Regions from separate parts of the Homo sapiens genome. Here region 1 is linked to region 2. Evidence: chromatin loops called from intact Hi-C (ENCODE). Cell type or tissue: ascending aorta. All regions are shown on one strand. Each heading gives the region's core, and the rest is flanking DNA. Links, peaks and the distances in the headings are about the cores only. Region 1 overlaps VGLL4 (vestigial like family member 4). Region 2 overlaps ATG7 (autophagy related 7).

The links. A loop is a pair of places that touch in the nucleus more often than their neighbours do. Peaks named below come from ENCODE experiments on the same cell type or tissue, not always from the same donor. Only the 100,000 strongest peaks of a DNase experiment are listed, where the experiment ranks them.
Region 1: it touches region 2 in a loop (2.3-fold over the local background); 3 of 110 quality-filtered maps call a loop at or near these places.

The regions. Positions count from the first base shown.
Region 1 is chr3:11,589,231-11,604,864 of GRCh38, forward strand. It overlaps VGLL4 (vestigial like family member 4), which reads right to left. Exons shown (of 5, transcript NM_001128219.3): 2 at 12,603-12,792. Among named protein-coding and RNA genes, the nearest start is that of VGLL4, 47 kb to the right of the region's middle. RefSeq lists enhancers at 3,987-4,518, 4,519-5,049, 12,045-12,643, 12,516-12,955, 12,644-13,241 and a silencer at 11,365-11,659. In ascending aorta, for the core only: no CTCF peak of the experiment used is centred there; DNase peaks (open chromatin) are centred at 11,411 and 12,871; H3K4me3 peaks cover 1,422 bases; H3K27ac peaks cover 4,764 bases.
Region 2 is chr3:11,501,790-11,517,423 of GRCh38, forward strand. All of the region lies in intron 20 of ATG7 (autophagy related 7), which reads left to right. Among named protein-coding and RNA genes, the nearest start is that of VGLL4, 130 kb to the right of the region's middle. In ascending aorta, for the core only: a CTCF peak has its summit at 7,478; DNase peaks (open chromatin) are centred at 7,472 and 8,032; H3K4me3 peaks cover 1,606 bases; H3K27ac peaks cover 4,840 bases.

The sequences.
Region 1 (15,634 bases), core at 8,744-13,743, 91 kb after region 2:
AGGGAGTGGATATAAAAGAACAGGTGATCTCTCTAGAAATAGCTATGGAGGCGGGGAGAGGTAGGGATGGAAGATAAGCAGGCACAGGGTCAAAGGAGGACAGAACCTCAAGTTTCCTCAATTTCTCTGGCCTCAGTGAATTTCTCTGAAAGCCCCAAGCATTAAAGATGGCACCCAGCAGCCCCAAGTCACGGAATTAAACACCATTTCATGTTCATACTTAAACTTTACAGCACCAGAGCCTTGCAAGTCTGAAGGTTTGTGATAAGAGAATTTTGGAACCAAATAAAATGCTCCTTTTGTTAGGCAATATTTATGGGGCAAGTATGCTCCAAGGAATATTAAAAATAGGTCTTATGAAAAGGGGATGAAGGATTCTGTCTTAGCTTGAGCTGCCATAACAAAATACTGTGGACTTCGTGACTTAAACAGACGTTTGTTTTCTCACAGTCCTGAAGGCTGGCAGTCTGAGATTCGGACGCCAGCATGGTTGGTGACTGGTGAGGGCGCTTTTCCCGGCCTAGAGACAGCCGCCTTCTTGCTGTGTCCTTATGTGGTGGGGAGAAAGCAAGCAAGATCGCTGTTTCTTCTTATAAGGGCACTAATCCTAACAGACCAGAGCCTGCCCTCATGACCTCATGAAACCCTCATCACCTCCCAAAGGCTTCATCTCTAAAGAGCATCACATCGGGGGTTGAGGCTTCCACACGAGAATTTTGAGGGGACACCACTCAGTCCATAACAGATTCAATGGCCAATTCCATTTGAGAAACTCGGCTAAACAGTGTTTCTGCGCATAAGACTTCTCAAAGCCTGAAAGGTGCTAACATGCAGGAGCAGACCTGGGAGACTGAGTTTGGGACCACCGAACTTTGACCAGGGAACACTTCCGTTTCCCTTAGAGCATCTTGAGAGAAGAGTGTTTTGAGACAGTCTGAGCAGTGGCGAGGGGTGTCACTCCAGTTGTCAGATGCAGCTGAGGAAATGACTCCTAACAAGCTAGAAAACTCATAACCATCCCTAGTTGGGTTCAATGACATGGAAATTTAGGGATGCAGCAAGATTTCAGTTCTCAGATGTGCTTCTACATTGACCTGACGTAATAGGAGTTGGTTTGTCCTTTCTACTTGGCCTTGACCCAGTTTCTGGAGCTTGTTTCTATGTAGATTCATTAGCTGCATTATTCTTAGGTCTCTTCAAGAAGAAAGGCAAGAGGTAGTATAAGAAGTTGGAGGAGAGGGCAGTAGCAACAGTTGCTTCCTTCTATTCTGCAGTATGTGTTGCCTCTGCTGGGGCTGGAAGGCTCGGATCCAGAACTCAGATCCCTTGTCTGGCACAGTTTCTAGCTACTGCCAGACCCAGAACATTACTGCAACATTAAGCCCTCTAATTATGTTTTGGAGACAATCTGTGAAGAAATTTCAAAATGAAGAGTGTGTGTGTGTGTGTGTGTGTGTGTGTGTGTGTGTGTGTGTGTGTGTTTTAACCCATAGAAACAGCAAAATGGAGAGAGAGCAAGACCTGCCATTTAACTAAAAACTACACCAGATACAGAATGTGGAGCTTGTAAACCACCTTGCTATGTTCCAGCTGCCATGTGACACAAGCAAATAATTGCTTTATCAGCAAGAAATTAGAGGAAAATAAAAGAACCATCAATAGCCACACCTAGCCAAATTTGTTAGCATTTCTCTTCCCAGTCTTCAATCAAATCTATTAATGTAGATTTGGGACAGCACTTCATATACATTCAGGACAAACTGGTTTTGTGTCACAGTAAGAGGTCTATGAAGGTCACAGGCAATGTCGAGGTTAATCCTCTAGCTACGGATAAAAAGAGCTGCTACATATGTGCCCAGAGCAGAAGCATCTTCGCGAAGACAGCATTCCAAAAAGCACACTCAGAGGATCAGGAAAACAGCAGAATCCTGGGTTGTTTTGTTTCCTTACATTTTGAATACACTTGCATCATGTTAAAAGGTGACTCTGCACAGACCAATGCACATTCTGTCACATACCCCAAACGTCCTCTAATAGGCGTTCCTCTTTGAGAAAAAAGTCCTTTCAAGGTTTTCGTCCCACTTTTATAAACTTCATGGCACAGATCAGAACCACAGAGGCTAAAGCCTAAGTCCCCAGTGCAGCCTGGAACAGCCTTTGTTCTGCTTCTCTGACTCCTGTCCCCCCTTGGCATTTCTTCATTCTGTGTCGTCGTTTGGCCAGAAAAAATGCCAGCAGCAAGATGGGGAACTGCCTTCCCAGCTCTCTGCGAAGACTCTTAAGGCAGAAGCGAGGCCTGCTGGGAGAAGGCTGATGTCAGCTCTTAAGAGCACAGCTCCCTGCTCGGATAAGGAGGCCTTTGTTTTCAGCTCAACTGTGAAAATGAGAAAATGCCTCTAGCCTGACAAACAAGAAACCCACACAACACAGGTCAGGCCTGTGACCTTTACTTAAAGGTACCACACTCCATTAGCAAAACACTTCCAGGGAATCTGCAGATCCAAGAGTGGCCCTCAGAGAAGAGCAGCTCTGCTTCCACCTCAGGAAGGCAGGTTACAACCCTGAAGCAAACCTCACAGAGAATCAGTTCCTCGGTGACGATCCTCCCTAATGGGAATGGAAACACACACAACTGACATACATGGGGCAAAGTGGGGGGATGCTAAAGAAACTAAAAATCCCGATGTAACAACAATATTGCAGTTTCCACATTAGTAATTTAGGACAACTACATTTATGACCATAAAATATCCTCTTAAATCCCCAGAATGCCTTTGGGAATACTTGTAAGATACAGTATGAAAGTAAAGAATATAGAATTTCAGCACTGACCCTACCAAGTTTAGACTATGCCAAGGAGGCGTGGCAGAAAGAAAGAGCAGATAGTTTGAAGGATTCCATTCCATAGGCTTTGATTTATGAAATCTAGAGGGAAAAAAAACACATGTCTTCAAATACTTAAAGTAAATTATAAAATGCTCCAGTTTGAATCTTTTAGGCTAAGGTTACTATTGGCTTGGGCCACTAACTTAAAATTGGGCCACAGATTTTAAACAAGAATTAAAACAATCTAAAAAGCAGCTTCCCAAGCGTAAAGAAAACCCTTGTTTGTTCCTGTGGGATTCTCACCTGTACAAAGACTCATTTCAGGCCTCTTGGGGGCAGCTGGACAGCACTCCCCCTTCCACAATCCCTGAGGGAACCCTGGTGAGGCTGTGGGGACCTGGAGTGTGCCGAACTACTAACGTCCCGGGGCCTCCACCCCTTTACTTCCCTCCATCCTCCTTTGTGTGTGCTAAAATGAACAGTCCCCACCTCCCAAATATCCTCAGTAGTGTGTGGTTTGAGAGTGCTTAGGCTGCATCGTCCCAAACTATCAGGCATTAGGGTCCAGTATCGAATGATTCATCGCAGTTGGATATGTGTGCTATTAGCATAAATATCCCATGGTGGCTGACAGCACTGGCTCTAGGATCACACAGCCTGAGTTTTGAATCCTGGCTCTGGTACTTACCAGAGTGTGTGACCCTGAACAAGTTACAGAACTCTCAGTGTTACCATCTGTAAAGGAGGGATAACGATAGTCTCCACCTCATAGAACTGTGAGGATAAAACGATCGTGCCCATGAAGCACGCAGCACAGTGCCAGCGCACAAGGGCTCACGAGTTGCTGTTACTAACAAGCCCTGGAAAAAAGCCCTCCCAATTCTCTGGATGCTGAGAATCAGGACCTATCATCATTCTCCATGATGAAAAGTTCACCTCTCTCTAAAGCTTGTGTAGACATGAACACAATAACTTGTTTTGCCTATAAATACACATTACTGTTTACGACGTCCCAGCTGCTAGCAGGGTCAAGGGACTAAAATAACCTCAGCTTTTCCATTTCCTCTGGGTTCACTTTTAACCTGAAATGAGGAATTGCTTCCTTCACTCTCATGGAATTTGTGAAATAGTCTCTTGGTAACTGGTCCATATACATCCAAACTAAAGGCTCTAAAGACATAGAAGCAACAGCTGCCAAAGAGGGTATGATCATGTTGCCAAAGATTTTACATCCAGATACCAAAAACTACAGATACTGCAGAACATTTGAGGTCTCATATATATAATCAACTCTTCTGCAAAAGATAAAGAAAATCCAGGGAAAACCCCCAATCCCATTTTAGCCAATCATCAATTTCTTCTTCTTACTGAGTTCCTATTATATGCCCAGCACCTGATTTCAAAGGCTTCCTCCAACCTTTTGTTAAGCTGAATGAATTCGTGGTTTTGAGTTTGTTTTTCCCTCTTTTTCTATTCACCCCTATGGTGAGAAAAGTGAAGTGACAGGGCCAGGAAAAAACAAAACAAAACAAAACACCAGATGAACAATGAAGGATGAAAGGACAATGCAAGCAAAGGAAGAGGGAGGGAAGAGGAGGAAGAGGAGCTGCAACAGGAACCGGAGAGCCCAAGCCTGGAATACACACTCAAGGGCACACCAGAATCGGGACATCGGGCTCCAGCAAACACTTCAAAGGAAGCGTCATAGAAGCAAAGACAACAAGGGGCCCATCTCACACCAGGACCGTGTTTCAAAGGCCCCCCATCAGCGAGGGGAGGCTGCGTTTTCTTTCACTGGGCCCTTCCTCGTTCATTATGGGTTGCTCAGTGGGTCTGTGGCAAACACAGCTGGATGGAGCACAAGGCTAGTGACCATGGCTTTGATCCCAGTGTGAGCCTAGGGGCTCTGCCCTATTCTGTGGCCGGGGGCAAATACACTGTAAATATATACTGCTGATCAAAGAGAGGATGCCTGCTCCAACGGGAACGTGGGCTCAAACAGCACTTCCCCTAGAGACAGGGTCCAATTCAAGTCAACATAAAATTATTTAGCACCTAACACATGCCAGACATTGGACTGGTCAAGTGTCATCTTAAATACATGATGTGCACCTCTAAAGCTGCATGTAATTCCCCAGGTGGGATGTAGCTATGGCATCATCAAATGATCACTGGTGTTGGTGTCACACACAGCAGGGTTAATCCCAGCTGCCAACAACTTAGACACATCATCCTCTCACAAACTCAATTTTTGCTTTTATAAAATCAATCTGATATAGACAAAAAGACAGAGATAGACAGATAGATGTAGAAATGTGCCTACCTAGTGTAAAGGGTCACAATTATTGTGAGAGTTAAATGAGATAATATATTTCAAGTGTCCAACACACGGCCAGTCTGAAGTAAGCACTCAATAAATGTTCCCTTCCTCACAGGTGACACATCCCACTCTAAGTCTACACACACACAGGTGACAACCTCTTCATTTCAGCACAGAGCCCTCTCAAGGTTCTACCCACGAAGCAGCCTAGAATGACTCTCACAACCGATATGAATTTACCATACTGTTACACTGCACCCACTGTTTGCCTTCAAGAGTTTTAATTCTATTACAAATACACAAGATATTAAAATGCACGAGGTCATCCATTGCAGCACTGTTAGTATTGTAAAGCACCTGAAATTGCCAAAATGTCCAAACACAGGGGACTGGTTGGATGAGCTTTGATGCATGCAGGTAATAGAGTGCCACGCAGCTGAAATCCAGAGTGAGGAGCTGGTAGGAAAAGATTTCCATGATGTGTCATTGAAAAACACGAAGGCGGCCAGGCACGGTGGCTCACGCCAGTAATCCCAGCACTTTGGGAGGCCGAGGCGGGCGGATCACCTGAGATCGGGAGTTCAAGACCAGCCTGACCAACATGGAGAAACCCCATCTCTACTAAAAATACAAAATTAGCCGGGCATGGTGGCGCATGCCTATAATCCTAGCTACTCGGGAGGCTGAGGCAGGAGAATCGCTGGAACCCAGGAGGTGGAGGTTGTGGTGAGCCGAGATTGCCTCATTGCACTCCAGCCTGGGCAACAAGAGTGAAACTCCATCTCAAACAAACAAACAAACAAACAAAATAAGAAAACACCAAGGCTGAAGTGAGTACACACAGTAGGCTATCGCACATGTAAGAAAGAAGGGGAAATGCAGAGAAATGCAAATCAAAACCACAATGAGATACCATCTCACACCAGTTAGAATGGCAATCATTAAAAAGTCAGGAAACAACAGGTGCTGGAGAGGATGTGGAGAAATAGGAACACTTTTACACTGTTGGTGGGACTGTAAACTAGTTCAACCACTGTGGAAGTCAGTGTGGTGATTCCTCAGGGATCTAGAACTAGAAATACCATTTGACCCAGCCATCCCATTACTGGGTATATACCCAAAGGACTATAAATCATGCTGCTATAAAGACACATGCACACGTATGTTTATTGCAGCACTATTCACAATAGCAAAGACTTGGAACCAACCCAAATGTCCAACAATGATAGACTGGATTAAGAAAATGTGGCACATATACATCATGGAATACTATGCAGCCATAAAAAATGATGAGTTTATGTCCTTTGTAGGGACATGGATGAAATTGGAAATCATCATTCCCAGTAAACTATCACAAGGACAAAAAACCAAACACCGCATGTTCTCACTCATAGGTGGGAATTGAACAATGAGAACACATGGACACAGGAAGGGGAACATCACACTCTGGGGACTGTTGTGGTGTGGGGGGGGCGGGGAATAGCATTAGGAGATATACCTAATGCTAAATGACAAGTTAATGGGTGCAGCACACCATCATGGCACATGTATACACATGTAACTAACCTGCACATTGTGCACATGTACCCTAAAACTTAAAGTATAATAATAATAAAATAAGATAAAATAAAAAAAAAGAAAGAAGGGGAAATGATAAAACATTCACATATTTGCTTGATTTACCAAAACAGAAACACAAGAAGGATGCTTTGCTTCCAGGGAAGGGAGTAAAAGGTGTGAACAAGACAGGGTAGGGAGTAACATTAAAAGCACACTTTTTAGTACAGTTTTAACTTTGGGGAGCATGTTCATATCTTACATACTCAAAAAATAAAATTTGAAAGGATGGAAAAAGTCTAAAACTGAATGCAAACAGAAATGAATGAACCTAACAATATATTTCAAATAATACAACAATACTGAGGAGAAAAGGGAAAGTAACTCTTCAAATTCATCCTGTGACTATTATACCCTCAGCATGGGAGAAGGAAAAACCATAAACAAATCCTGAACTCTTTTTAGTTTGTTTTTCAAAGTGGTATTGGCACCATGCTTCTGAAACTACCTGAAGTGCACTGCAGGAGTGGACCATGAGTACATGTGTGGATGTAGTTCTTACTGGTGAACCAGGGAGATAGAGTATGGAACGGGGAGGGCGAGGAGGAGCTCGGGAGAGTTGGGTTAGCCCTGGAGCATCGCCAGGAACTCATTATCTCCTAGCTCTTTCCATGGAAAGGATCTAGAAACAGCACTGTTCAATAGAACTTCTTGTGATGATAGAAATGTTCTGTATCTGTGCTGTCCGATATGGTAGCGAACGGCCACATGTGGCTACTAAGCTTGAAATGTGACTCCTGCAGCTGAGGAACTAGATTTTTAATTTTAATTTAAAATCAACACCTGTGGCTGGTGTCTGCTGTACTATTAGACAAATCAAGTCTAGAAGCAATGTGATCATAGTAACAATAAGTTACCATGAAAAACTATGTAATCCATAGTAACGATAACACCTAGCACCTGGATCTGGGCTTCTAAATCCTATTCCCCACTAAAAGGATCTGGAGTCCCCTGGAAAAACGGCTAATTCCATGGCTGGAGCAGGTAGGCTACAAGATGAGCCTAGAACAACTTGTAGGCCAGAAAATAAGAAAGTGCTCAACAACCACAAGGAAATAATGGAGGTTATGACAAGGACATAGGACCAGTGGACAGGGTTCTTGTTTGTCAACTCTGGGACAGCTACAATTCATTCAGTAAGACAGGAACCCCGGAGTCCATATGGATAATAAGTAGATAAATAGGCAGGCAGGCAGGAGAAAGGGGAAGAGCTCTTTCTTACCAGATTGCACTTGAATATCAAGGGCCATTAAAAAAAAAACTTACTGATTTTTCCACAAGATGAATCCCACTCCACCTCTTCCCATCCTTTAATCCACTCTTTCCAAACACAGAGTACTTTTCAACTTCCAAACAGACATTCATCTTCTTAAGACTTTTCTTAAGAAATAAACAGAAATAATGTATTTCTCAGGGTCACCGTATTGGAACCAACCCAACAGTGTCATGGATAGGTTAATGGATAAATGCAGAAATTGACCTTTCTAGTCTTAAAACTTAAAACTTACATTTGTTTTATCTGAGGTCTTTAAGAAAAGACCTTCAGTCCTCTCAAAAACAAAAAACAAGTGTCAAAGAACTGAAGCCCACCAGGTAACTACATCCAGACAAAGAGATGTGGGACCGTCCTTCATCATGATTGTGTCCTTGCTCCTCCCAAGTTCCTATTTGTTAAATCTTGTTTCATTTCTTCCCTGCTATATAAACCCCAGCTTTAGTCCATCAGGGAGATGGATTTGCCCCATCTCCTGGACTGTAGCACCCAATGAAAGCCTTCTTCCTTGGCAATACTCCTCATCCCAGTCATTGGCTTTCTGTGTGGTGAGCAGCAGGACCCAGACCAAACCCCTGGTGGTTCGGTAACAATATCAACAAAAAAATTAATAATGAGTTCAAATACACCAGGTCCTAAGAGGCTGGAATAAAATCCCAGGAATTCTAATTTTCAAAATTCTGAAGAAATCACTAAGGAAACCTCTCTTTTTTTCCCCTTCCCCTAAATCAAACTGGATAGAACTCAGTCTTACTCTCTGTTGCCTTTTTTTTTTATAAGACATCATCTCGCTCTGTTGCCCAGGCTAGTGCAACGGCATGATCTCGGCTCACTGCAACCTCTGCCACCTGGATTCAGGCAATTCTCCTGTCACAGCCTCCTGAGTAGCTGGGACTACAGGCGCACACCACCACACCCAGCTAATTTTTTTTGTATTTTTAGTACAGACAGGGTTTCACCATATTGATCAGTCTGGTCTCAAACTCCTGACCTCATGTGATCCGCCCACCCTGGCCTCCCAAAGTGCTAGGATTACAGGCACGAGCCACCTCGCCCGGCCTCTGCTGCTTCTTACTCTGGCTCAGAGCCACCTGATCTCTCCATCTTTCTACTAGAAAATGTCTCCATATGATGCTTATAATAAAATGCAGCCAAACCGTGCACCTTTCAGGCCTTGTTAGCTAGCTACCGAAACTATTTTTTCTTTCTTCCTCTCTCTCTCTCCCTTCCTTCCTTTTTTAGAGGCAGGGTCTCCCTTTTGTACCCTGGCTGGAGTGCAGTGGTGTGATCACACCTCACTGCAGTCTTAAACTCCTGGGCTAAAGCTATCCTCCCACCTCAGCCTCCCAAGTAGCTGGGAGCAAAGGAACACTCCACCAGGCCAAGCTAATTTTTAAAATTTTTTGTAGAGATGGGGGTCTTGCTATATTGCCCAGGCTGGTCTCAAACTCCTAGGCTCAAGCAATCTGCCTGCCTCAGCCTCCTAAAGTGCTGGAATTACAGGCATGAGCTAGCACACCCAGCCAAAACTCTTTTCCAATAACACTCCTTTCCCCAGAATTATTATGACTGCTTTAGTGATAAAATACATCACATTTTCATTACATGTTATTAACAAACTCTAAGAAGATAAAGCACAAAAACCATTTTGTAATCTCCTTAAAGAGATACACTAGGCTATTCCTTTTCAAATAATTATGAATCTGTCATTTATTGCAGATAACTTCTTAGGCATTAAATATAAAGGAGGGAGCATGCTATAGCCCAAATAGGAAACATTTCATCAAACAGCAGCACTAAATACCCTACAACACGAAGAAGTAAGACAGGCAGCATCTTTCCAATCTGCCTGTGAAATCTGTCATTAGGCTCTTAGAAAACACAGTACAAACAATGGTAATGTTACTAAAATAACTATCACACAGTAAACAAGTAACACTCAGAAGGACCTAACCACACGCCAATCGCCTTTCCTCCTTACACTGTACACTTAAGAAAATACATTTTATAATATATATATTTTTTACCACAATAAAAGAAAAATGAGGGGGGAGTCACCTGGCTGGTGTAAGGGAGTCTGAGAGAGGAGGTTACTCCTGTTTCTATTTTCCTAAAACTTTGCATAATAATGTCAATTGTGATTTGCACATAAAATTTGGCGATTCTATTATTTACACTTAAAATTATTTATAGTGTCATCACAGACCCGTACCTCAAAGTCTTATTTTTAGCCACCAAGAGAGCTACAAAATTATTTTCTTTTTTTTTTTTGAGACAGAGTCTCGCTCTGTCACCCAGGCTGAGTGCAGTGGCGCGATCTCGGCTCACTGCAAGCTCTGCCTCCAAGGTTCAAGTGATTCTCATGCCTCAGCCTCCCGAGTAGCTGGGATGACAGGCATGCACCACCACACCCAGCTAGTTTTTTGTAATTTTAGTAGAGACAGGGTTTTGCCATGTTGCCTAGGCTGGTCTCGAACTCCTGGCCTCAGGTGATCCACCCACCTTGGCCTCCCAAAGTGCCAGGATTACAGGTGTGTGAGCCACTGCGCCTAGCCACAAAATTATTTTCTGAACATTTTAATATTCTAATAATAATATTAACAATGACTAAAGCTGAGTACTTACTATCTGCCAGGCACCATTCTTAAGTCCTTACAATAATCCTATGAGGAAGGAATTAATATTATCTGTGATGAAAGATAAAGAAAGTGGGAATTGAACCCAGGCATTTTGATTAAAAGGCACATACTATCAAACATTAAATCCACCATATATACATATGTATATTTTCTTACTCTCTATCATCATAACCAGTATCTGAACAATGGAATAAAAATAACAACCCCCATCAACAAAGTGCTATACCATGCCAAGCTCTTTGCATATTTTAACTCTAGTCCTCGTAATAGCTCTATACATTAACTATTATCATTGTCATTGTCATTGTCCAATGACAAGGATATCACTGTCAAGGATACTGGGCCCAGCTAAATTAAGTGACTTGTCCAAAGCCTCACAGCTGTTGTGTGGCAGAATCAGGATTTAAATTAAGGCATGTTTGTCTGCAGGCTGCCTTCCCCTTTCTTACTTATGAAAAGAAAAAGAAAAAAAAAAAAAGACCAAATGTTCTTATTTGGGTTTGGGAAAAGCAGATGGGAAAGTATAAGAAATTCGTGGGAATAAAAGAATGAACTGCAAGAGCTGAGCACCCAGGAGTTAAGCTAGCCCTGCCTGCGGAGTGCACTGTTTGCAGGGCCTTCCTGCTGGATTCCTGATGGTAGCAAATTCCAGGGCTCCAGACTGCAGGCTCAGCCTCTGACTAACACTGCAGTGATTTATTTGAGGATAAATACCTCTGTCAGTGTCTTATGACTGAACACAACAGTCCAAGCTGACTGGAACGAGCGGAATGCGAGGACGCTGGAGCTGAGGCAGTAGAGGCGGGAGCTGGGCCACCTCTCTGCGGAAACTCTGCCTCCAAGGAGGAGCCCTCACAGGAAGGTATTCCTGTGGGGAAAAAGCAGTGCCCTCAGGAATTGGAGCATCTTGAATAATGAGGAAACACTGACTCATGCTAGAGTGAGCGCTTGGGAAGGGGGAAGGAGGAGGACCTCTGTACCTGCACACACAAAGCTACTCCCTCCAATACTCAGTGCAACCTTGCCAGGATTGGCAAGATAACTCCAAGAACACCAACCGCCCTCACCACTGTACCCGTAGACTCTCTGGGCAGCTGGTGGGGCGTCTCCAAGTCCTGAAAACTGGGGAGAAGCCTCTCCCTCTGCGAGGAGGGTGTGTGCCGAGAGGAGAGTGCAAAGGGGAGAAGCCGGGTGCACGGAAGCGGGAGGCTTTTCCAGTGGAAACATGGTGACGTTGCACAGATTCAGGGATCTGTGGTTTCAGCCCGTGTTTCACAAATAACAAAACTGAGGCCCAAAGAGTTGAAGCAATTCATGTCAAGAAGGTAGACAGTGTCAGTGGCAGATCAAGGACTGGCTGGATGTGGTGAGTGGCACCTTGTCATGAGCATAGGAAGCTGGCTTCCCTTTATGGGAAGGTCCCAAGTTTGTACCAGGGGCACATAAGGTGGGATGAACACTTCTTCGTGTGTACAATCCTAGACTCCTGAGTAAGAACTTTACAGACGTCTGCTTGGTCAAAAAGGTGCTGAGCTTCCCTTCTATTTGTCTGGTGCACAGTGACATTCACTAAATGTTGATTCTCCTAAAAACAATCAATATGTATGGGCAAAAAAAAGCGAAGCTTAGCAGATGACTACTCGACTGCTCGCAGAAGCTCTAAGGGGACATTAACTTCTATGGAGTTTAACATGCGGAAGGTCCTACAAGTAGGCTGGAGGGAAGCCAGACTTCCACCTCACCGCGAGTTATCAAAATGAGTTTACTACCTTCTTTTTGGCAGATGAATACTATTTTTCTTTTGTAAATAATATCCTTTTCAAATAAAGTATGCAAATGATAACATCAGAATTAGCACAAAGTTGCAAAACAAATAAGGCCCCAGCACGGAGCACCCTTAAGCCAAAATAAGAACAGAGGAACTCACAGATGGGGGTTGAAGATGCGACTCATTTTGGAGACGTGGTCGTTGTCACAGTCTAGGTCCTCGTCACCTGGCTCCATGCTGAACTTCCTCTTGCTGGGGCTGATTGGGGGAGGGCCGGTGCGGTGACTGCTGAGGGCAGAGGCCACCGGCAGGGTCTGTATTCTGGGTTCTCCCCTGAGAGCAGCTTCGCCTACGCAGAGAGAGATGATGTAGTCACTAAGCAGGAGAAAGGCCCCCATCTCAGTCCCCCAGGCTCCCCGCCCGCCCAGCCAGCCCCTTACAAAACTACTCCCAGTGGAAAGTTTTTGGCAATGGGACGGGGCCGCCTGCCATCCTCTGAACATGGTTTGAGTGTGGTTAGCTGCCAACCATGAGACATTTTACATCAACGTGGTTTTCTAGCACAGTCACTCTTTAGGGTAGAGTTTAAAATAAAAAGTTGCAATAAAATAGCAGGGGGGAGGCAAAAAGCATTTTCTGTAAACAATTTCAAAAGTTAATTTAAAACACCAAAGGTCTTTTCACGTGTGGGTATTCCACTCGATACAGATAGGAGAATGACCTCACTGCATTCATGAAACCACTATGCCCAACTCACTTTTCCTGCTTGTTCTGTTTTTTTTTTCTAATATAGTCTTGGTATTTAATTTCTTTTAAAAGAATGAGGAAAGTGTGTGGGCTAACAGTTCACACATTTGTACCGAAAGTTAAAAGAAATATAAATACATCGTTTAATGGGAAATAAATGTTTAATTCTTACAGTACGCTAAATATTGCACATTAAAATATTATCAGCACAAAGCTTCGGCATATAACTTATCGCAAGCATAATACGTGGGTAGGTGCAGTTCTGAAACATGTTTCGAAGTTAGGCAATCAAATTAGGGTCCACATTTCCATTTGATTTGACATCTTGGCGTTTTTCATTATTATTTTAAAAGGTTTTGTACTAGGCAATCACTTTGTGCCTCGCTGTGAATTAAAATAAGCATAGCCTTTCATAGTAATAAAGCTTGTGTACCTTCTAAACTTTATAAAGACGAATGATTACTTTAAGAGAAAACTTCAAACTTTCTAAGTCACATGGGGGGAGCACCTAAATTTTTCACAAATAATAACCCTTTTGTTGTGCTGTACATTTTGGTCTCTCGGACCTGACCAATTTTCTTTCCATTTGGTCACAATTTGAGAGTAATACGAGGATAAAGTCAACTTCATCCGAGGCCTTGTGGTACCTAAGAAAAGGAATCTTTGTTTGCCACCACTAATTTTCATATCATCACAGATGTGTGGACAGTGTTAACAGTCATTTACTTCATACACATATGACAAATATGATTTTGTTGGAGAAAGGAGTGAGGAAAAACCCTCTGAATATTTACCAGGAAAAATAAAAACTTGGCCAATTTACTCAGCAAGATATAAACTAGCAAATATACAGTGACCCATAATACACCTCCAGCCAGGATTTCTTTTAAGGATTCTGGCCCCAAAGCAAACTGGAACTTTCCATTTTAAATGAGATACCTAAAACACAGGCCTCACGCTGGCCTGCCACACTCAGAAATTCAGTATGATCTTGGTTGGCCTATACTCCCTATTTAGTAATTTTCATTTTAAAAAACAAAAAAAGCAGTGCTCATCTTTATACCTTCATAAATTAGAAAAATATCCTTTCTAATTATCTCCGTTATTTGTGATACTTCCTCCTCCACAAAGAGAGAAGAGGGTGTTTCCAAGGGAAAGCTTCAGAAGCCCAAGCCCAGCTAACTTTCTGGGAAGCCCTGATGATACCCCCAGGAACGCAGCAACTGCAAATCAAACCTCATCAAAATGGCACCAGCTGACCCTCCTCTCCACCCAGGGTTTCTCAACACCCCTGGCAGGATGCGAGGGGATGAGGAGTCCTCGGGCTTGGACCCCCGAACTGTGGTCATCATTTCATCAGATGCCAGCTGTGTAGCAACAAGAGTTGCTATGGAAAACAACCACTACAGCAACAGACTGAAATCACTCCAAAAAAGGAGCCGTCACTCATTCCACCAGCATACACTGTGACGCGGAAAGCAAAACCCTTGGGTTAAGAACAACATTCCCACTCCCCTCCCCAGTTTCCATCCTAGTAAAAATTCTCGTGCTTGTTTGCATTTTTAAGTTCATCCAACGGATGCAGTGCTTATCTTTAAGACTGAATCACTGATGTCTAACATCGAAAAAAATTCCACAAGAATCCTCAGAAAACACTGGAGATTTCTAACCCACGGGTGGGGGTGGGACCAGGGCTGGGGCTACAGGCCCCATGAAGGCACTCCAGGTGTCCTTCACCAGGGACTGTGACAGACGCCTCCACCAGGTCCCGGGGAGACGGTGGTAAATGCGTGCTGTAGTACTTCAGCATCTCAGCTTGCCGGCGCCGGAAGGAGCCCAGGAAGCACGGTTTGCCTCATTTGATGGATGACGAAGCTGTGCCCCAAAACATAGCGTGACTTACCCAAGATCCTCCAGTTAACAGGTTAGCTGGAGGCAAGAACCCATGGCCTCTGCAATCAGACAACGCCTCATCCTAAGACTGTGCAGCCTCACACAAGGCTTACAGCAAAGGAAAAGAATCCGCACATAAGGTCAGGGACAGGTCCGTTCAGTTATGTGCCTTTATGCATCTTTGGGGCCCCTCCCTAGATGGCCTTAACCCAACACTTGTATGTTAGACAAGAGTGGTAACTGTTGTATGTGTGGTGGGGTTAAAATTATTTTTGTAAAACTGAAGCAGACATTTGTTCTGGGAGATAAGACACTTGCATTGCAATCTTGACTCCTCCTTTATTTAGGATGGGGTGAATTTGGGCACGTGCTTCCCCTCTCTGGGCCTCCCTCCATACAACAAGGGGCTGGACTAGCTAATGTGTCATGTTCTTTCCAGCTCTTAGAATTACTGATGCAATTCTATGATCAACAAGTGACCAACCAACTAACCAACATTTACAAAGAAATTGCTACTTGTGTAATGGTGAACTAAGACAGCAAAACTCAAG
Region 2 (15,634 bases), core at 4,699-9,698:
AGTGATTCTCCTGCCTCAGCCTCCTGAGTAGCTGGGATTACAGGTGTGCGCCACCACATCCGGCTAATTTTTGCATTTTTAGCAGAGACGGGGTTTCACCATGTTGGCCAGGCTGGTCTAGAACTCCTGACCTCAGTTGATCCCCTGCCTCGGCCTCCCAAAGTGCTGGGATTACAGGCGTGATCCTGGGTTTACTTTTGATCCCTCTTGAAGCTTCCTAAAATGGTAGTAAACATATATACACACATACACACATATGTTTATATATATGTTTGCTGTCATGTAAAATAACAGTAACATATGTCATTTATGTGATATATGCAAAACTCTGAAGGATAATGAGAGAATAAAAGTACAAACAAGAGCAACAAAAATTTTGGATCCTGAAAAGATGGACAAGAACGTTAAATTCTTTTTTTTTTTAATTTTAATTTATTTTTTATTATTATTATACTTTAAGTTTTAGGGTACACGTGCACATTGTGCAGGTTAGTTACATACGTATACATGTGCCATGCTGGTGTGCTGCACCCACTAACTCGTCATCTAGCATTAGGTATATCTCCCAATGCTATCCCTCCCCCCTCCCCCCACCCCACAACAGTCCCCAGAGTGTGATGTTCCCCTTCCTGTGTCCATGTGATCTCATTGTTCAATTCCCACCTATGAGTGAGAATATGCGGTGTTTGGTTTTTTGTTCTTGCGATAGTTTACTGAGAATGATGGTTTCCAATTTCATCCATGTCCCTACAAAGGACGTGAACTCATCATTTTTTATGGCTGCATAGTATTCCATGGTGTATATGTGCCACATTTTCTTAATCCAGTCTATCATTGTTGGACATTTGGGTTGGTTCCAAGTCTTTGCTATTGTGAATTGTGGCATTATTCACAAGAATGTTAAATTCTAAGCCAACCAGTAGAGAAAGCCAGTATTTCCCATAGAGCCTCCTGAAGACTTGGATTTGGGACTATAGATGCATCTGAAAGTGTGAAGTATGGGGCTTAAATAGGAGAGTTGGTTGAACTTCCTAAGAAGCAATTAGATCCCCAGGCCCCCACCTTAGCTTTTGTGCAATAGGACAGACAACTGCCCTCTCTTATTCCATTTTGGAAACTGAAAGTTTGCTTTCTGTTAAGGGTAAAACAGGCTTTTGGATTAGGATACACCAGCCAGAGTTGAAAGTAGCGTGTATACCACTGAAAATATGGGATTAAATGAATGTTTACATACCAGATACAGGGGTATCCAAGCTTCTCCCCACACTAGGATCCAACAACACAGGTGGTCAGGCTCAAATACCTTCCAGGCAGGAGAGTGGGCAGTCCTTCTCCAGAGCCTCTGACCAGCTCAAAAGAGCAGTTGTCGGGGGCTCTTTGAATGACAGTCGGCCAGATGACCCTATACTGAAGGCCATAGTGGACTTCAGACAGCTTCTGAGTACCTTCTCCTTAAGTAGGAGCAGAAACCAAGTATTCCCAGATGTCTAACTCAAAAAAGACTAGACTAAATTTGAAGGAAAAAAGACAATGTAAGGAGATAAAAATGTTACATGTCCCAAAAAATTCTACTATCATTTATGTTCTCAGTAAGAACATATAATATGTACATATATCTTATCCCTCAGTGAAAGAGGTACTACATTCATGAAACAAAAAATGCTATTAACAAAAAAAAGGATATTCAGGCCGGGCGCAGTGGCTCACGCCTGTAATCCCAGCACTTTGGGAGGCTGAGGTGGGCAGATCACGAAGTCAGGAGGTCAAGACCAGCCTGACCAACATGATGAAACCCCATCTCTACTAAAATACAAAAATTAGCTGGGCATGGTGGCGCGTGCCTGTAATCCCAGCTACTCAGGAGGCTGAGGCAGGAGAATCGCCGGAACCCAGGAGGCGGAGGTTGCAGTGAGCCAAGATCACGCCATTGCACTCCAGCCTGGGCAACAGACCGAGACTCTGTCTCAAAAAAAAAAAAAAAAAAAAAAATCAAATGATTAAAAGTACTCTTAGAAATTAAATATATAAGTTTAAAATTCAGTAGAAGGATTAGACAGTGAAATTTAGACTATCTTCCAGAAACTAAGCAAAAAGACAAAGAAATGGAAAATAAGGGAGAAAAGATGAAAAGATGGATCAGGCTAGAAGCAATATTCAAATAATAGAGTTTGCGGAAAGGAAAACATAGAAAACAGGCCAGAAAAAATAAGGAAGAAATTAAAGGCAGTTACCCACAATTGAGAGAAACAAATGTCTCCATTGAGAGAGTCTACCAACTGCCCAGAACAGTAGATGAGACTAGACCAACACTAAGGTTCATCATAGTGAATTTCAAAACAGTGGGAACAAAAGACAGTCGAGAGGGGGAAAAAAGTTGATATACAAAGAATAAAAAATCAGAGTTGTTTTTGGACTTCTGAATAACTACACTGGAAACTGGAAATCAATGCAACAATGCTTTCAAACAATAAAGGGAAATTATATCTAATCTACAAGTCTGTATCAAGCCAAACCGCTCATTGAATATGAACATAGAATAGATACTTTCAGATACACAAGATCAGATAAACAAAACATTTGTCTCCTAGTCACCCTATGCAAACCATTGGAGGATGAACTCCAGAAAAGTAAGAGTAACCAAGAAAGGGAAAGAGATGGAATATAGGGAATGGGAGATCCCACAAAGGAGAGATTGAAAGGCATCCTCAAAACAGTAGCGAAGGGAAGCCTGGGGTGGCAGCTGGGCCTGAAGCACTGAGGATGACTAGAACAGACTGGATCCAGGCCAGAGGGCTCTAGGACAGATTGTGTTAAGATGAAATGGCTTGAATACCTAATGTGTCTGAACATATATTTAGGAGGTTTAGACAGTTGGCAGAGAGTTTGCGATTAAATTATTGATAAGTACATAGAGACAAAGTAGAACAACAGAAAAGACAGTTGTTAATTCCAGGGAAAACAATGTTGTACAAGAAAGAATAAGTAATCCTAGTATATTACATGGCTTACCTAGATACAGCAATTAAACAGTCAAAATAATGTCAACACTGGATGTAGATCTAACCAAAATTATAGTATAATTATGTTGAAATGGTGGAAAGATAGGGAGGCAAGAGTTTGCCATGACAGGGGTAAGGGGGCTCACAGCAGTGAAAGAGCCAAATCCTCATTTACCGAGCAAAATGGGAAATATATATAATGCCTAAACCTGAAAAGATCGAGAAGTCAAGAGGTGACAATATGAGCACGTTATTTTAACATACAGAGGTAACTAAAAGTATCAGGTAAGTCTCTACGGAGTATAGTATGGAAGCTGGGAGCCTGTTAATTTTCATAACAAGCCTTGGAATTATTTGGCTCTTTAAACTATGTTCATACATAATTTTACTCAAGTGAAAACGTTTTAAAAAGAACAAAAGTGCTATGAGAATGGGCAGACTGGGTTTTTAAAGGACGAGTAGGAGTTCTATAGGCCTAGGGAATGGAGGAGTGTTCGCGCAGGTAGAGAAAAGAAGACTAGCGGTAAGCCAGGTGTATCCTGGCTCTAAGGAAGCTTGGGATGTAGGATATAGTCACACTTAAGTATATGGGCTTTTCTCCCTTGGTGTCTGTGTTGTTTAGAATTGAAGACATGGACCTTTTGTTACTGATAAAATTATAACCTATTACTATTTTTGGTTATTGTTTTAACATAACATTATTCTTTGAATTGATCTCAAAGAGAGGAAAATGAGAGGTCACTGAAATGACCCTGGCAGTAAAATTTGCTGAAAAGCAGCGTCCTTTACAAGTCCTTACCTCCGACCGCAAAAGAGTCTTCTAAAGACCACTCTCAGCCCTCAAGGGTCCTTGCAAGTCAGTGACACCACAGGAAATGGGAACCTTGCCAAGAATTAGGGAAATTCAGGTGTCTGCAAGTCCCTAAACCCTAGGGCCAAAAAAAGGATTTGGCAGATGTTTGTGTGTCCTGGAGGCAGATGGATGAAAGTATCAGTAGGCTCCGTGGCTTAAGTGCTAGTCAGTGCTCGCCATTGGTCTTTTGCAGTCTTGTCACTTCTGTCTGGAGGCATTCAGAGAGCTGAAAGGTACACAGTGCAGTGGTAACATCTGGAATTGACCCCTGGCTCCACCATCTTCATGATTAGTAAAGTCACTAAGCCCCTTTGAGAGCAAGATCAAGGCAGTCACAGTCACAGGGGCATTATGAGTATCACGTAAAGTCATGTATTCATATATGGGAATGCTTTGTAAATAGAACATTTCTGTATAAATCTTGCTTTCAGTTAGTGAGTTTGTGTATTTTTTGAGTTGGTCTCTCTGTAAATGTGCCTTCTTTCCCTAGTACATTTATTATTACTGAGTCCAGGTACGTTTGTGTATTAGTTAAGGTATAGGCTAAGGTACTATAATAGACCCCAGAATATCACAGTTTAAACATGGTAGAAATTTGTTTCTCCATGTAACAGTCTAGAGCTGCACCATCCAGTGCGGTGGCCACTAAGCACATTTGATTATTTAAATGTAATTCGAGCAAAATAAAAAGTTAACTGCCTCAGTTGCACTGGCCGCATTTCAAGTGCTTAGTAGCCTCTTGGCTAGAGGTTACTGTATTGGACAGCACAGATAAAACATTTCCATCATTGGTTGGGTGTGGTCATCCTATGTGCTTATGCGTATCAGCACTTTGGGAGGCCAAGGTGGGCAGATCACTTGAGGTCAGGAGTTTGAGACCAGCCTGGTCAACATGGTGAAACCCCATCTCTACAAAAAAAAAAAAAAAAAAAAAAAAAAAAAACCCAAAAATTAGCTGGGAGTGGTGGCAGGTGCCTGTAATCCCAGCTACTCAGGAGGCTGAGGCAGGACAATCACTTGAACCCAGGAGGCAGAGGTTGTGGTGAGCTGAGATTGTGCCACTGCACTCCAGCCCGAGTGGCAGAGCGAGACTCTGTCTGAAAACAAAACAAAGCAAAAAAATGCTTCCATCATCACAGAAAGTTTAGTTGGGCAGCCCTGGTCTAGAGGAGTGGTCTAGAACTTGATGGGTGCTCTGCTGTACAAGGTCATCCACAGGCCTGAGTTCCCTAAATATTATTGCTCTGCCATTCCCTAGGTAAGGATTCATAGCATTTTTTGTGCCATGGATCACTTTACAGAGTGACAAAGGCTAGGGACCACTTCACAGACTAATGCTTTTAAATGTGCAAAATCAGGCTGGGCGCAGTGGCTCATGCCTGTAATCCCAGCACTTTGGGAGGCTGAGGCAGGCAGATCACTTGAGATCAGGAGTTTGAGAACAGCCAGGCCCAACATAGTGAAACCCCGCCTCTACTAAAAATACAAAAATTAGCCAGGTGAGGTGGCACGCACCTGTAGTGCCAGCTACTCAGGAGGCTGAGGCAGGAGAATCGCTTGAACCCAGGAGGCGGAAGTTTCAGTGAGCTAAGATCACACCACTGCACTCCAGCCTGGGAGACAGAGTGAGACTCCATCTCAAAATAAATAAATAAAAATTTTGTTTAAATGTGTAAAATAAAACACAGAGTTACAAAGGAAATTAATTATGTTGAAATACAATTATCAAAGTATTTTAAAAACCCAAAATTTATGACATAGTAATATGTACTTTATTAATACATCAAATAATGATCTAGTGTCAATTCTAAAGGCTATTTTTGTAATTCCAAAGTAGTGATGAGTATTTGTGATATTTCAAGACAATCCATAAGTATAATGTGATATGAAAATACCTATAATTTCTGTTATTGACAGAGTCATGGACACTGCTAATAATGTGGTTTGTTCCCTCCATTATAAGTGAAGGAAATGCTAAAGTTATGGGTGTTTTTTGTTTTTGTTTTTGTTTTTGTTTGTCCTTCCAAATTTAAAGACCAGTGAATTCTATTCATGGACTCCTTGAGGGTCTGAGGACCCCAGGGTTAAGAAGCCCTGCTGGGAATTATTAAAGCTAGCCCAGCAATTTTAAGTCCACACTCTAGATGTGGGAAGGAAGAGAGGAAATGGAAGGCAACCATTTCCTGCTTAAAGGACTGGACCTGGCAGTTGCTCACATCCCATCTCATTGGCCAACATTAGTCACATGGGGTGTAAGGCATGCTGGGAAACACAGTCTGTAGTTGGGCAACCCTGAACCTTGCTGGTAATTAAAAAAAAAACAAAAAAACAAAAAACAAAACAAAACTGGGAGAGTTCCATCAGTAAAAGGAAGAAGGGAAGAATGGCTAGTAGGATAAACAACAGCCTCTACCACAGCTTGGCTCATCTCTATGGAATTAAAACAAAAGTGTTTTTTCAAAAATGTGCTGTTTACTCTCCGACACTTTGTATACCTTCAGGTCTACAGCAGATGTCAACAGGAAGCATTTCACTCTTACTAGCTATGGACAGGCCCCTATGGTGGTGCCAGTTCGTGAGGCACACAGTGTCTAAGGTGGGGGGGTGTCCAATCTTTTGGCTTCCCTGAGCCACGTTGGAAGAATAATTACCTTGGGCCGCACATAAAATACACTAACGATAGCTGATGAGCTTAAAAAAAAAAAAAAAGAAAAAATTCATACTGTTTTAAGAAAGTTTACAAATTTGTGTTGGGCTGCATTCAAAGCCATCCTGGGCCACATGCGTTAGACAAGCTTGGTCTAAGGGATATAGCTTTATTTTTTAAATAAGAGACAGAGTCTTGCTCTGTGGCCCAGGCTGGAATGCAGTGGCCTGATCATAGCTCACTGCCTACCACAAATTCCTGGGCTCAGGTGATCCTCCTGCTTCAGCTTCCGAAGTAGCTGGTGTACCACCATGCCTGCTAATATTATTATTATTTTCTTGTAATAGAGACAGTGTCTCACCATCTTGCCCAGGCTGGTCTCCAACTCTTGGGCTCAAGTGATCCTCCTATCTTGCTTTCCCAAAGCGCTGAGATTACAGGTGTCAGCTACCATGCACAGCCCTATGTAGCCTATTTTGAACTAATAATCCTCAGTTCTGTGCCTGTAGTTGCTGACAGAGCCAACACTTCACAAGTGTTGGCTTCTGAAGTGTGTTTGTCTCTTGCTTAAAGCAAACTCGGTACAACGTGATCTGCACTTACAAAACTAATAACAAATTAATAACAAATTAGATCTCTGCTCCTGTTACCAATGACCAATATTCTATGTGCAAGAGAGCATAAGTAGAAGGAGACAGACTTTTTCCAAACAAACAGATCCCTTGAGCAAATGCCCTTTAAACTTTAAAATAACAACCCCCTTGGGTTGTGCAGGCCTTTAACTTTTCAGAGAGCTTTAAGTACCTTAACTCTTCTTATTTTATTAAAACACCCAGGTCATGGGTTGGTTTTTTTTCTTTCCAAGTTAGTTAAATAAATAAGCAATTATGACGCAGCGCCACATGGCCAACAGCTTTTAGCTTATAAACATAGAGTTTGAAAAGCAGTACTTAGAGGCCAACTTGGTTGGCTGCTGCCGGCAGGAGGGAGCCGAGCTGTTCCCGGCCCAGATAACACTTAAAGGGCCAGGCAGGCCCTCATGCATGCACATTTGTCTACATCCAGGGAGCTGTTTTTTTTCTGATGCAACATGAATTTCAGTGTGGTTTTTTTTTTTTTTAAGTGCCAAATTGTGAGCTCCTGATGGCCAGCCACTTGTGTCTTATAAGCCTCCACAAAGCCTGGTGCAACTCCTTGTATGTCACAGACATAGACATGTTTGCTGACAAATTGTTTGTATTTTATGAGCGTTTATAATGGCCTTTTAAGTAAGTGACGTTTTAGAGTTTGCTGAATGAAGAGTGATTTTTATTTAGTCTCAGAGGCACAGTTGTTTGGTGTGGTTGGTTTTTTTTGGCCACCCCTCCCCCAATCTATCTCTAATTTTAAGATGTGATTCACTAGGAAAATATGATTCTGTTAATTGAATTCATTTTATAGCCAACTTTTCAGGAACCTATCTATTTCTGTAAAGTGAGAGCCACTTGTAAATGTACCGTTTGGTGCCAGCACTCAAATTTTCCCTGACTCAGTTGCTCCAGTGGTGTTTAAATATCTTCCCATAAATCAGGCAGCCAGCGCTCCATACTTATTTACTGGGTCTTGTGATTCAGCCCAGGATCCTGATAGTGATCTTGGATGGGTGATATAAATAGACTAGGATTTGCCAATGGCTATTTTTATCAGGGAAGCTTTCTAAGTTGATTTCTTTGAACCCAGAACAACTTCCTCCCTCTGGCTTCCCCTGTTTTCCTCCAAGACTAGGGAGATCCTTTCTTTATTCTGCCCGCCCATCTTCTGCCCCTCCCCCAGCCAGCTGGTGTCTGCAGAAATTAGAAGGAAGGTACGTGCCTGACACAGAGTTGCCTGAAATCATATATCTTTACCCCCTTTCAGGATCATCTTTCTTTCATCCGGCCCAAGAATGGCACCTTCCCCGCCCATCAGGCCACCTGCACTCAGGAGTCGGCTGCCTGTCCTGAAATAGATCTCTACCAGCTCTCAAGCAGAACAATTCCTTGCATTCATACTTGAATGTATAATTTGTGTTATTACCTCTTATTTGTCTTTGTAAGTTTGTCCCTGCCCCAGTTTAAAAAAAAAAAAAAATCTGAGTTACTGCTACTGAACCAAAGGGCCTCATTCGAGGTCTTCTTTCTCCCCACCCCCTCCCCCATCCCAGTGATACAGATGCTGCCTTGTCTGGTCAGGCCTTCAGGGAGGATGTCCTGACCCCCTCAACCCCCCATCTCCAAAGCTGTCCCCTCGCTCTTTGTGCAACTCGCCGCCCACATCCAGCACAGTAAAAGCAGGCTGTCAGCTGGGAGAGGCTCGCCTTGGAGGACTGTCCTTTCTTTACATCCTCTTCCCAGGGCTTCATGCTGCAAAACAGCACATTCTCAACATGAAACAAAAATGGATTCTGTTTTCTTTTTCACCTAGTGTTTTTGGCCATACTGTTCTTGGCAGTCAGACTTCCAGGCTTGGGGTAGAATCGATAGCTTAAAAGATAAATGTTTACACTGGTCAGCAATGTGCCATTTGGAGCCTTGGTGCCCCTGGATAATTTGCCAGAGTCTGTGGCTTTGTGTCCGGAATTGGTGGGTTCTTGGTCTCACTGACTTCAAGAATGAAGCCGCGGACCCTCGCGGTGAGTGTTACAGCTCTTAAGGTGGCGCGTCTGGAGTCTGTCCCTTCTGATGTTCAGATGTGTTCGGAGTTTCTTCCTTCTGGTGGGTTCGTGGTCTCGCTGGCTCGGGAGTGAAGCTGCAGACCTTCGCGGTGAGTGTTACAGCTCATAAAAGCAGCGTGGACCCAAAGAGTGAGCAGTAGCAAGATTTATTGCAAAGAGCAAAAGAACAAAGCTTCCACAGCGTGGAAGGGGACCTGAGCGGGTTGCCAATGCTGGCTCAGGCAGCCTGCTTTTATTCTCTTATCTGGCCCCACCCACATCCTGCTGATTGGTAGAGCCGAGTGGCCTGTTTTGTCAGGGCGCTGATTGGTGCGTTTACAATCCCTGAGCTAGATACAAAGGTTCTCCATGTTCCCATCATATTAGTTAGATACAGAGTTTCGACACACAGGTTCTCCAAGGCCCCACCAGAGCAGCTAGATACAGAGTGTCGACTGGTGCATTCACAAACCTTGAGCTAAACACAGGGTGCTGATTGGTGTATTTGTAATCCCTGAGCTAGATATAAAGACTCTCCATGTCCCCACCAGACTCAGGAGCCCAGCTGGCTTCACCTAGTGGATCCTGCACTGGGGCTGCAGGTGGAGCTGCCTGCCAGTCCCGTACTGTGCGCTCACACTCCTCAGCCCTTGGGCGGTCGATGGGACTGGGCGCCGTGAGCAGGGGGTGGTGCTCGTCGGGGAGGCTCCGGCCGCACAGGAGCCCATGGCGGGGGTGGGAGGCTCAGGCATGGTGGGCTGCAGGTCCTGAGCCCTGCCCCGAGGGAAGGCAGCTAAGGCCCAGCGAGAAATCGAGCACAGCACCGGTGGGCTGGTACTGCTGGGGTACTCAGTACACCCTCCGCAGCCACTGGCCCAGGTGCTAAGTCCCCCACTGCCTGGGGCCAGCAGGGCTGGCTGGCTGCTCCGAATGCGGGGCCCACCAAGCCCACACCCACCCAGAACTCCAGCTGGCCTGCAAGCGCCGCATGCAGCCCTGGTTCCCGCTCGTGCCTCTCCCTCCACACCTCCCTGCAAGCTGAGGGAGTGGGCTCCAGCCTTGGCCAGCCCAGAAAGGGGCTCCCACAGTGCAGTGGGGGGCTGAAGGGCTCCTCAAATGCCACCAAAGTGGGAGCCCAGGCAGGGGAGGTGCCAAGAGCAAGCGAGGGCTCTGAGGACTGCCAGCATGCTGTCACCTCTCAGCTTCACCCACCCAGTGACCTTGAGTCTCCTTAACTTTCCAACTAGCCTACCTCCCAGAGGTCCCCCACACCCCTCTCCCCTCCTTCGGCCAGCCCTGAGGGCCAGGCCCTTTCTCACTTCCTGAACCAAGTACTGGAAGTAGAAGAAACTGTTGTCAGGCTCCGAGTTCCACCTCTGGGTCAAGGGCTCCAGAGCCTGGTGCTGCAGCTTGGCCAAGGGAACCCAAAAACCAGGTCAGCAGTACATCCACTCTCTGAGCTTTGGTTCTGTCATTGCACAGGATTAATGTTCCATCTCAGATTAACTCTGAAATCAAATGAGGTAATGTATTAGTACTTGTGTGTACAGAATTGGTGGGTTCTTGGTCTCACTGACTTCAAGAATGAAGCCATGGACCGTCGCAGTGAGTGTTAACAGTTCTTAAAGCGGCACGTCTGGAGTTATTTGTTCCTCCTGGTGGGTTCGTGGTCTCGCTGGCTTCAGGAGTGAAGCTGCAGACCTTCACGGTGAGTGTTACAGCTCATAAAAGCAGTGTGGACCCAAAGAGTGAGCAGTAGCAAGATTTATTGCAAAGAGCTAAAGAACAAAGCTTCCATAGTGTGGAAGGGGACCTGAGCGGGTTGCCATTGCTGGCTCGGGCAGCCTGCTTTTATTCTCTTACCTGGCCCCACCCACATCCTGCTGATTGGTCCATTTTACAGAGAGCTGATTGGTCCATTTTACAGAGAGCTGATTGGTGCGTTTACAATCCCTGAGCTAGACACAAAAGTTCTCCAAGTCCCCACTAGATTAGCTAGATACAGAGTGTGGACACAAAGGTTCTCCAAGTCCCCACCAGAGTAGCTAGATACAGAGTGTCAATTGGTGCATTCCCAAATCCTGAGCTAGACACAGGGTGCTGATTGGTGTGTTTACAAACCTTGAGCTAGATACAGAGTGCCGATTGGTGTATTTACAATCCCCTAGCTAGACATAAAGGTTCTCCAAGTCCCCACCAGACTCAGGAGCCCAGCTGGCTTCACCCAGTGGATCCCGCACCGGGGCTGCAGGTGGAGCTGCCTGCCAGTCCTGCGCCGTGCGTCTGCACTCCTCAGCCCTTGGGTGGTGGATGAGACTGGGCGCCGTGGAGCAGGGGGCGGTGCTCGTTGGGGAGGCTCGGGCTGCACAGGAGCCCACGGGAGGCAGAGGCTCAGGCATGGTGGGCTGCAGGTCCTGAGCCCTGCCCCGCGGGGAGGCAGCTAAGGCCCAGGGAGAAATTGAGCGCAGCACCAGTGGGCCAGCACTGCTGGGGGACCCAGCGCACCCTCTGCAGCCGCTGGCCTGGGTGCTAAGCCCCTCATTGCCTGGGGCTGGCAGGGCCAGCCGGCCGCTCCCAGTGCGGGGCCTGCCAAGCCCACGCCCACCCGGAACTCCAGCTGGCCCACAAGTGTGGCGTGCAGCCCCAGTTCCTGCTCCCGCCTCTCCCTCCACACCTCCCTGCAAGCTGAGGGAGCCAGCTCCAACCTTGGCCAGCCCAGAAAGGGGCTCCCACAGTGCAGCAGTGGGCTGAAGGGCCCCTCAAGTGCCGCCAAAGTGGGAGCCCAGGCAGAGGAGGCGCTGAGAGTGAGCGAGGGCTGCGAGGGCTGCCAGCATGCTGTCACCTCTCACTTGGAGTGCTTTATGAAACGTAGAGAGCATAACAACAGCAAGAATATCGTAGCTGCTGTCTTATGAACATCTACTGTGTACCAGGCACTGGGTTTCTTTTTTTGAGGCAGCATCTTGCTGTGTCACCACTATGCAGTCTTGATCTCCCACGCTCAAGCAGTCCTCTCACCTCAGCCTCCCAAGTAGCTAGAAGAACTACAGCTACTCATGTGCCACTATGCCAAGCTAATTTTTTTTTGGTTTTTTAGTAGAGACAAGGTCTCAGCCACTGTGTTTAGTTTAACACATGACTGTCTCATCTAATCCTGATAAATACCCTTGAAAATATTAACACCGCTCTTTTATAGGTAAGGAAAGTCAGGCTCAAAAAGATGAAGTAAGTGGCCCAGGATGACAAACGAAGGAAAGTGGTTGAGTCAAGATTGGAATCTGGCCAGTGTGACTTTTAGACCCATGTTCTCATCTACTAAGCAAACTGTTTTCCTTCCCATAATCAGGATTTGCAAGAGAAGCATAATTAACTTTGAAGATGGGCGTTTGCAATTCATTTTCTTGGGATGCCCATCTGACCTTCCCTTTTCAGATCAGCAGGCAGTTTCCTGTGCTTAGGACTCATTCCCCTCTGCAGAAGGAACTCTGGTGATTTTCCCACCGGGAGAGGGAGACATGAGATGTGGCTTCCTGTTCCAGGAAATACCGCCCAGTCTTTTTACCCACCCTCAGCCACCCCATGCACTATGTTAGTCATAGTCAGTGCATGGCGCTAGCCAGCTCTATGGTGATTCTGCCGGGTAAGCCACTAGCTGTTGAGATGACCAAAGCTCAGAAAGTGCTTGCTGCATTTCTGTTTCTGTTGTTGACAGTGGCCTGATATGCATAGCATACTTACATAGCTCCACTTTTCAGAGCCTCTGGCAGGTACAAATTAATCAATCCCCTGGCACAGCACAGTGCTAACCACAAGGAGAAAAGAAAGAGAAGTATGTTCCACGCAGGAGAAACTGCCAAGTTGCCAAGTGCATCTGGTCTAGGTTTTTTTTTTTTTTTTTGGAGAGAGAGTCTCGCTCTGTCACCCAGGCTGGAGTGCAGTGGCATGATCTCAGCTCACTGCAACCTCCACCTACCAGGTTCAAGTGATTCTCCTGCCTCAGCTTCCTGAGTAGCTGGGATTACAGGTGCGCACCACCACACCCAGCTAAATTTTGTGTTTTTAGTAGAGACAGGGTTTCACCATGTTGGTCAGGCTAGTCTCGACCTCCTTACCTGGTGATCTGCCCTCCTCAGCCTACCAAAGTGCTGGGATTACAGGCATGAGCCACCGCGCCTGGCCTAGGTTTTAAAATGCTTCGTTCCTGAGAAGATCTGATAGAAGTTGAATTTTAGTTTTAATTCAAGAAAAGGGACACTATAACACTTAGCCACTTTTCAGTGTGTTCATGTCTCAACTGAGAGGTGGTGTCGGTGTTTCTACTCACTGTGTCTCTTGCGCGTGTGTGTGTATGTATGTATTTTTGAGACAGAGTCTCGCTCTGTTGCCTAGGCTGGAGTGCAGTGGCACGATCTTGGCTCACTGCAACCTCCACCTCCCCGGTTCAAGCGATTGTCCTGCCTCAGCCACCTGAGTAGCTGGGATTACAGGCCCGTGCCACCACGCCCAGCAAATTTTTGTATTTTTAGTAGAGACGGGGTTTTGCTGTGTTGGCCAGGCTGGTCTTGAACTCCTGATTACAGGTGGGATTACAGGCAGGAACCACCCCGCCCAGCCTCAAGTGTATATTGACAAGACATTGTCCCAGGGGTAATGACAGAATTGAAAATGGTGACATGGGGCAGTGGGCTGCACGGCCACATGTATACATTAAGCCTCATAGAACTGTTCTCTCTTTCTCTCTCTCTCATACACATACACATCAGTTTTATCACATGTGAATTTTTAAAATATTTTAAGTAAGATGGACCCTTTTCCTCAAAGAGTGTAGGTACAGTTTAATGGGGGATAAGACAATGAATTCTCTTGCTGGGCTAAAGACAGTCTAAACCACAAGAGAAGTTGAAAAAAGCAGTGCTGTGGGGCTTGAAGCCAGCATGAGACACTGCTGGCCACGGGAAGTCTCAGCCTTGATGGTTGGGTAGTGTGTGCTGAAGATCAGAAAGTTTGTGGAAGGGCAGGGTAGAGGCATGGGGGAAGGACATACGTTTTGGGAACAGCTCACATTCCTTTTTAAAAAAAAAAAAAAACAAAAAAACATAGGACATAGTTCCTAAGCTGATGTTTGTTGAGCACCAACTCTGTACCAACTGCTATGTTAGTTTCTGGGGACTCTGAGATGGAAAGAATGCATCCCCAACTCATCAGGGAAGATATACAGATGGCAAATAAACACATGAAAAGATGTTCCAATAGCATTAGGAGATATACCTAATGCTAAATGACTAGTTAATGGGTGCAGCACACCAACATGGCACATGTATACATATGTAACAAACCTGCACGTTGTGCACATGTACCCTAAAACTTAAAGTATAATAATAATAAAATTAAAAAAAAAAAGATGTTCCACATCATATGCCCATTCAAATGACTAGATACCATGTAAACACCTACTAGAATGGCCAAAATGCAAAACACTGACAACACCGAATGGTAGTGAGAATGTGGAGCAACAGAAACTCTCATTCATTGCTGGTGGGAATGCAAAATGGCACAGCCACTTAAAACTAAACACACTCTTACTGTGTGATCCAGCAATTGCACTCCTTGAGATTTACCCGAATTAGTTGATAATAGGTCCACACAAAAACCTGCACTTGATGGTTATAGCAGCTTTATTCATAATTGCCAAAACTTAGAAGCAACCGAGATGTCCTTCAGTAGGTGAATGGAGAAATAAACTGTGGTCCATCCAGACAATGAAATATTCCATGATAAAAATAAATGAGCTATCAAGCCATTAAAGACATGGAGAAAGTTTAAATGCATATTACTAAATGAGGCTTGGCGCAGTGGCTCACACCTGTAATCGCAACACTTTGGGAGGCTGAGGCAGGTGGATCACTTGAGGTCAGGAATTCAACAACACCCTGGCCAACATGATGAAACCCCGTCTGTACTAAAAATCCACAAATTAGCCGGGTATGGTGGCACGTGCCTGTAGTCCCAGCTACTCGGGAGGCTGAGGCAGGAGAGTCACTTGAACCTGGGAGGTGGAGGTTTCAGTGAGCTAAGATCGCACCACCACACTCTAGCCTGGGCGACAGAGCAAGACCCTGTCTCAAAAAACAAACATATTACTAAGTGAAAGAAGCCAATCTGAAAAAGGCAGCATACTGAGTAATTCCACCTGTATGACATTCTAGAAAAGGCAAAATTATGGAGGCAAAAATTAGTTGGGGATGGTAGCGCATGCCTGTAATCCCAGCTACTGGGGAGGCTGAGGCAGGAGAATCGCTTGAACCCAGGAGATGGAGGTTGCAGTGAGTCGAGATCGCATCACTGCACTCCAGCCTGGGTGAAGAGCCAGACTCCACCTCAAAAAAAAAAAAGAAAAGAAAAGAAAAGAAAAAAACAATGATGGAGACAGTAAGATCACTGGTTCAGGTTAAGGGAGAGAAGAG